3 separate regions of the Homo sapiens genome follow, and all the other regions are linked to region 1. The links are chromatin loops, found by intact Hi-C in ENCODE. Cell type or tissue: heart right ventricle. All regions are shown on one strand.

Region 1 (2,500 bases):
CACCTCGGGCCTCCCTCCGCGGCCCTGCTCCTCTAACGTGGGTCCAGCGAGCAGCCCGGCCGCGCCCGCCTAGGTCCTGGGGGTGAACCTCTGGCCAGGAGGGGCGAGGCTTTGTCTTTTCGTTACCACTCGCTCTCACCCGCGTACCCCTTTCAAACTTGGGGTGAAGAAACCTCAATGCCAGCGCCTTTGCAACCCGCAGGCCCCACAGTCTCTGGGGTCACCCAACCTCTCCGGGGCCGCGCGCCCCCAGCAAGCTCAAGTTTGGATCCAGTTCCTTCTCCAGCCTCGGCGCTCGCTCCAACACACCCAGACCGAGAGATAAACCGGTGTCACTATGCAACCCTTTCCCCACCTTCCTATCCCACAGCCCCTCCTGGAGCTCCCCACGCGGCACCCGAAGTCCAGCACGCACATCCCTGCCTCTACCGAAACTCCCGCCGTCCCGGCGCGTCTTCTAAACTCTAAGGCAAATCCGAGCTTGAATTTGTACGGTGATAAATACTGCCCGATTTGGTAATGGGCGGGACGTGGGCGGAGACACGGGAGGCTGGTGGGCGGGGCACCGATAGTAAAGCAAAAAAAAAAAAAAAAAAAAGAGAGCGAGAAAGAGACAGAGAGAGATTAGGAGAGAGAGAGAAAAACCAAAAAACAAAAAACAAATGCCCACGCTCTAGTCGCGGTTTGGAGACGCACACCCAGCCCCGCGCGTTTGCAGAAGTGTGCAAAGTCTCCGGGAGGTTTCAGCTGTAGAACTCCGGCTTTGCGCCCCAGCCCCGCTCCAGAGCGGGTTTGAATCCCGGGCTCCCGGGTGATTGATGAGTTTGTAACCTGAGCCTAGGAGGGGCCTCTGTTAGAAGGAACCCCGCGCTGGGGCAATTTCCATATTTCCGGGGAGTGCAGGCTCAAGCCCTAGGAGTCCGAGAGCGGATGCGCCCTCGTGCGGAGGCTCTGTTGGCTGAGGCCAGAGCGAAGGGCCTGCGGGGGGCAGCCGAGCTGGGAGACGGCCGGGCGGGCCTCTAGAACGAGTGTCCTAGAGAGCCAGATGGGGACACTGAATGTTCCCTGTAGATTCATAAGCCTCGGATCCCAGAAAAGCGCGTCATCTGAGAAGTCACTTGGTGAGGGCTCACCTCCCAGCCTGCAAGAAAAGCCTGAGATCTCTGGCCTGCCCGGATGCTCCAGAAGGACTGGAGTTTCCAACTCTGAGGCTTGAGCAGAAACGGGGTTCAGCGTGGGATGAGGGTAGTCAGCCTCCTTCCCAGTCCTGGGACAAAGCGCATGTGCGTTCCTCAGGGAGGCAGATCAGAGACCAGGCATTGGTGATGAAAACGGCCTCAGATAAAAAGGCTGACGGGTGAGAGACAAGAGCTCCTCCCACTGCGCCCCAAGCCATCCACTCAACCTTCCTCACTGGAAAGCAAAAAGCAGAAACCTGAGTTAACAGTAATCTGTGTCGCTTTCCAAACATCTGCATCACTTTTCCAAACGTAAAGACAGTTACCGCATGTACGACTTGTGTGTGTGTTACATACGTATGCATGATTCAACCGCGTGTAGCATGTTTGAGAAGAGCTGCGGTGGAAAGATGAAGGGTTTAGCCCCTCACCTTACTGACAACCTAAAAACATTGGAGACAGATGATAATAATATGAATAACTAGAATGTACTGAGCCATTTCATCCTCACAGCAGCCCTAATAGAAACCTTTGTCGCTCCCATTTTGCAAACCAGGAAACTGAACAACGCCCTGTAAGTTAACCTGCCTCAGGTGTCCCATGAGGAAGTGCTCCAAAGACAGAAAATAATCTTACAATAGCACCAGGTGTGGACACTCAGGGCTCCATGGAAGTTCTCTTGCCAACTCTTACTAAATCTGTGAAAGGCAGGCGTGGCAGATTCACCCATTTGACAGATGATGAAACTGAGGCTCGGCACATAACACCCCAAGACCCTGAAAGTAGGAAATGGCCGCACAGGGACCACAGCCCACGTGAGTGTCCTCCAAAAGTGGGTGCTCTGGGGTCTGACATGCTCAGGTATCTGGAAGGACTCAGAGGCAGAGATTGTCTGGAGTAGACAGTGGGAGAGGGGCCCTCCAGAGAGGAGAGGGTGTGCAGCACCCCTGGAGCTGGGAGATTCAGGACATTATAAGAAAATCCCAGAGTCCTTGCTTATGTTCCACCAAAACCCAGAAGACCTCTTCCTCCTTCCCTCCCCGCCCACTTTGAAAAGAGTGGAAGATTTCCAGAGCTGGAGTAGCAGGGCCCAGGGCCTCCCTTCTCTTGGGAGGCAGTGAGCAGGACATGAAGGTAATGGTGGTCCCACTGAATCAGCAAATGCAGAAGGAGACCCAAAAGCTGGGCGGGACTTCCCAAATGATGCACTTATTTATAGCACACCTTGTTCCCAGAAATGATCGAAAGGCTCTAAACAGAGGCAGTTGGTGCACATGCTCTCACTGCGTTTTTGAAAAGCCCAACCCTCTGCTTTCCCTGTA
Region 2 (2,500 bases), 92 kb before region 1:
TGTCTGCCTCTGACATCAGTGGTGGGAGTGGTAGAATATGAGCTGTGAATTTACTATTCCTGGTCTAGACCTTGGGCTAATCAGAGGGAAGAATTCAACATGTGTGAAGTAAACTGGAAGAACTGTGTGTCTAGAGCACCATGACCAGAGTAGCCAGCATTCATTGCACCATTCTAAGAGTTCAGCATATTTAGTCCTTCATCAGCCCCAGGAGGTAGGTCCATGATTAGCCCTTTTTTTTTTTTTTTTTTTTTTTTGAGACAGAGTCTCGCTCTGTTGCCCAGGCTAGAGTCCAGTGGCGTGATCTCAGCTCACTGCAAGCTCCACCTCCCGGGTTCACACCATTCTCCTGCCTCAGCCTCCCGAGTAGCTGGGACTACAGGCAACCGCCACCACGCCTGGCTAATTATTTTGTATTTTTTAGCGGAGACGGGGTTTCACTGTGTTAGCCAGGATGGTCTCCATCTCCTGACCTCGTGATCCACCCGCCTCGGCCTCCCAAAGGGGATTAGTCCATTTTTATAGATAAGAGAACTTAGAAGAAAAGAGGTTGAGTCACTTACTCAGTAAAGGGTAGAGAGAAGCAAGGAGTCTATACCTGTAACCACTTGTCTCCAGGCTTATGGGTGATGGGAGGAAAGGATGCTGGCTCTGAATAGTCAAATCTGGGTTCAATTCCCAGAGCTGCTGTTTATCAGAGAGATAAGTGGTTACAAGCTCTCAAAAGACAATCGGATCCAGCCCCAGATGCAGGTGGATATTAGTGTTTCCATTTTATCATTTGGGGGTTCAGAGAAGAAAAGTGACCTATCAAAGTCACATAGCTTGGAAGAAGAGGAGTCAGGACCCGATGCACGCCTTCTATCTCCTCTCCCTGGCATGCTTCCTGCTGCATGAGATGAGAAGGGGAAACATCCTGTGTGATCAAGGTCAAGCAATCAGAACCAGCCCCAAGAACGAGACAGAAATCGAAGCAATATGACTGTTCTTAAATACAGAGGCTGCTTGCACAGAAGTGCAGGTTTCCAAACCACCCTTCCCTGTGTCCATGAAATTCCAGGCTTCCCAGTTGCTGTTCAAACAGATGCAGATGCCCTGGACCAGCACCAGAGCAGCTGTTTGATGGTATTCCCAGCCCAATTGGAAAAAGAAATTAGCACAAACCTCCAGAGAGAGTCTGTTCTCATGAAATCCACAGCCTGGTTGGGCTGTTTAGAGTGGGAAGGGAAGCTCCGTCTAATTTCACATTCTCTTATCTATTGACTTGTTTGTTTCTGTCTCCAGCCAGTCCCCAGCCCCACAAGGGAGGATCTGGCACATATGGGAACACATCAAACAGTGATCCAATAGAGGACTGAACAAAATCCAGATTACAAGGCCTTTACCTACAGCTCACCACCATGGCCTAAAGACCACTGTTGGGGGTCACTATCAGACCCCTTGCTGGAGGAATACAGCCATGGGCATCTCCTGAGCGCTCTCTTCTGCAACTAGAGGGAATCATCTCTCCATCATGATCCAGGAATCAGCAGTTCCTGGGTGATTTCCTGTTGTTTTCAAGCACTCCCAAAATCTGAGTGTTAGGAACATTTTCTTGACACGTAGCAACCCCAGGAGTTCATTGCTTACCTCCACCACAACACTCACATCCTCAGCAATTACACATCATGCCATTTTCTTTGTCATAGGGCTTTCCTTCAAAGCAGTGCACACAGGTATGAACGCTTCAAACCACACACACGTGTAGGTAAAACGTGAAAATTCCCCATGCTAAAGACCACCATTGCCAAGAAGTGTTCACACCAGCAAATGTACATACACCCCCTGAAAACATTTAAATTCTTATGAACTTAAATTTTTTAATAGGTGAAATATTAGCATTAATAGAGTTGCAATAATCAAAACTCTATGAAAAAAGCATACTCAGAGGCTTTACCCCCTCCTCTATCCCTTCCACGCTTTCCCACTCCCTGTAGGTAATGAGGCCCCTGAATTATTCCTTGTTTATCGTTCCTTCATTTCTTTGCCAGAGGCATATTATCTGCATTTTGCCAAAACATGGTATGACATGCTTTCCGTTTTGTGCTTATGTCTTTTTTTCCTTGTCATTTTACTCATTTTACCTTGGCTATCACTCCACTGCAGTTCATAACACACTGCCTCACTGTTTTTGACAGCTGCATAGTACTCCACTGTATGGAGGTACCATAGGATATCCCATTGGATATCCTAGTTGTGGGCATTTTGGTGCTTTCCAATACTTGGTAATTATAAGTTGTGCTGCAATGAATGACCTGTACACATTTACTTTCCTCTTGTTAAAGCATGCATCCTGTAATCCCAGCAATTTGGGAGGCCAAGGTGGGCGGATCACAAGGTCAGGAGTTTGAGACCAGCCTGGCCAATATGGTGAAACCCTGTCTCTACTAAAAATACAAAAATTAGCCAGGCCTGGTGGCACGTGCCTGCAGTCCCAGCTACTCGGGAGGCTGAGGCAGAA
Region 3 (2,500 bases), 110 kb before region 1:
GGCTGCCAGGGCCAGCCTGGTGCTGGAACCCCTCATACCTGAAGAGGCACAGGAGAACCAAAGGCGGAGAGGCCTGCATCCTTCAGGGCGGCTGGATGGGTGTTCCGGGTGCGTGCCACAGTCCAGCAGAGTCTTACTTTCTCATGGTTCTGGAGGCTAAAAGTCCAAATTCAACTGTTGCTGGGTTTGGTCCTTTCCAGGTGCTCCTGTGGTCATATGTTCTGCGCCTCTGTCCCGCTGCTGGGGGCTCCAGCCAACCTTGGTGCTCTTTGGCTGGTAGCTGTGTCACTCCAGCCTCTGCCTCTGTCTCCCCACGGCCTGCTCTGTCCCGTGTCTGCGTCATCTTCTCTGACTGTCATAAGGATACTTGGCACTGAACTTAGGGCCCACTGTCAATCCAGGATGACCTCATCTTAACTTCATGACATCTGCAAAGGCCCTTTTTCCAAATAGGGTTACATTCGTGGGTACCGGGGGTTCAGATGTGAGCAAGTCTTTTTGGGGGGAAACATTTAACCCACGACAGTCACCCTTCCCTGAAGGCAATGGGAAAAAAGAAGCCCAGCAGAGGCAGCTGGAATCCCAGCTCACTTGCTTCCCGGCTGGGTGACCTGAAGCTCTGAGTCTTAGTTTCTTCATCTGGAAAATGGATCATGCCACACCGTGGATGTGTGAATTAACGGAGATGGCACATAGAAAGCCAGCAGTGTTGAACTTGGCCACGTAGTAAGGCCTCGATAACCGGCAATGCAGAATTACGTTTCCCTACCAATTAGTGGCCGACCACAGTCTACCCAACCAGCAGACAGCAACGCGTGAGGACTTGGAGGGCAACGGAAATGTGCTAAAGGGGCAATGAGGGTCCTTTCTGAATACGCACCCCCCAGTTGGAGGACTGGGTGGATCAGAGGAGAGTCCAGGGGACTTCCAGGCTGGAGATGGCCTGCGGTTAACCCCTCGTGCCCCATCGGGCAGGAGGCGGGCCCTTCTCCCATCTCTCCCTCCCTCTCTCCTGTTTATCGGGACTGTGGGTGCCAGCCCAGACGACATCATCCGCTGAGTTCCCAGCGTGTCAGCCAAGGGTGAGCCTCCCACGCGCCCTCGGAAGACAGAATTTTGGAGCACACGCAGTGGCATTCTTGGATAACGATGGCTGCCTTCTACGAGCTGAACCCCCTCCACAGACGTCTCCCTGCCAGCCCCTCGCCGGTCTTCCCGCCCTCTGCCCAGCTCCTGGGCCCCACAACAGGCCGGCACGAACGAGGTTTGGGAGCTCTGTGGTGGACTGAACCAAGCGACCCGGCCTTTCCCAGTCTGCACCCAGCACCCGGCGCCAGCACCGACCAGGGAAGGGGCCTTCGAGCAAGCCCGGGTTGGTGGTTTGGGGTTTGGAACATCCGTTTTCAGATAAAATCAGAAGTTTTTTTATTAAAAAAAAAAAGGAGAGAGAGAGAGACAATTTCAGAGACAGCCTGAAAAACAAAACAACCCTTTAGCTCTTTCTCTGAAATGACATCAGCGGCCACCACAAAGCCGAATCGGCCTCACTGCATTCAGGCCATCGGGATGTATCATTTCCCCTTCAAAATACCCACTGCGGCATCGTCCCCAGCCCCGCCGGCTCGGAGCCTGCTCCCTCAGTGGGAGCGGTGCGCTTTCCCACCCAGGCTGCAGAGGGGCTTGTAATTGGAAAAGTGCAAGTTGCAGATGAACTGGGAGCCGAGGCCAGGAAATGGGTTTATGGTGGCCAGCTTTGTCCTCCTTTTGCACTCGGTCTCTAAAGCACTGTCCACATGGGCATTTGGGTCCTGGGAGTCAAGAACGACCTTGCCCGGAACGAGCTGTCCCCTTGTCCCTCTCAGTGGATGTGTCCCTCCCACCCCAGGCCCCCACTCTGAGCCCGTCCTGTCCCCTCTCCCTCTAGACGCATCTAGACTCCCCAGCCCCCACCAACTAGCCGCCTCTGGAGCATTTAAGCTACATGGAAACTGGAGAACGTTTTAGAAATGGATGTTTGTTTCACTGAAGCAGCAATGCAATTGCATTTGAATTTGTTTAGCATCACATAAAAACAGACATATCAAAAATGACCAGAAAGAAATATTAATACAATGGCATATTACGAATTATCTGGTTGTCTGTGGCTAATGAGTTGTTTTTTCGTAATTCCTTCTTCTGTAAATTTTCTAAATTTTACTTTTGTAATACAAAAACGTTATTTATTAAAAACCACCAACTGAATCTTGTCTCGGGGCCAAAATGAGCTACTTAAGAGAGTGGAAAGTCAGCCTTTATAGAGAGCCAACAGCCTCCAGGGACTTATTTCTTTGAAGAGTCACTTTTTAAATCTCAGAAATAATCTGCATAGTTGAAACTTCTGCTCCTCTGGGATTGTTATTCCTTCATTAGTTAAAGTGATTTACTGAGTCACAGGAAATTTCACTGCTGGACCAAAAAGTGATTCAATTTCCCAAGCATTTACTGAGTGTTTTCCCCAAGC

What was found. A loop is a pair of places that touch in the nucleus more often than their neighbours do. Peaks named below come from ENCODE experiments on the same cell type or tissue, not always from the same donor. Only the 100,000 strongest peaks of a DNase experiment are listed, where the experiment ranks them.
Region 2: it touches region 1 in a loop (6-fold over the local background); 28 of 110 quality-filtered maps call a loop at or near these places.
Region 3: it touches region 1 in a loop (5-fold over the local background); 16 of 110 quality-filtered maps call a loop at or near these places.

Annotation. Positions count from the first base shown.
Region 1 is chr16:86,574,310-86,576,809 of GRCh38, reverse strand. No RefSeq gene overlaps it. Among named protein-coding and RNA genes, the nearest start is that of FOXL1, 3.0 kb to the left of the region's middle. In heart right ventricle, a CTCF peak has its summit at 952 (motif pointing right); DNase peaks (open chromatin) are centred at 519 and 919; H3K4me3 peaks cover 1,490 bases; H3K27ac peaks cover 2,500 bases; H3K27me3 peaks cover 2,500 bases.
Region 2 is chr16:86,665,813-86,668,312 of GRCh38, reverse strand. No RefSeq gene overlaps it. Among named protein-coding and RNA genes, the nearest start is that of LINC02189, 55 kb to the left of the region's middle. In heart right ventricle, no CTCF peak of the experiment used is centred here; a DNase peak (open chromatin) is centred at 1,102; H3K27ac peaks cover 2,426 bases.
Region 3 is chr16:86,680,264-86,682,763 of GRCh38, reverse strand. No RefSeq gene overlaps it. Among named protein-coding and RNA genes, the nearest start is that of LINC02189, 40 kb to the left of the region's middle. In heart right ventricle, no CTCF peak of the experiment used is centred here; a DNase peak (open chromatin) is centred at 1,053; H3K27ac peaks cover 2,500 bases; H3K27me3 peaks cover 1,531 bases.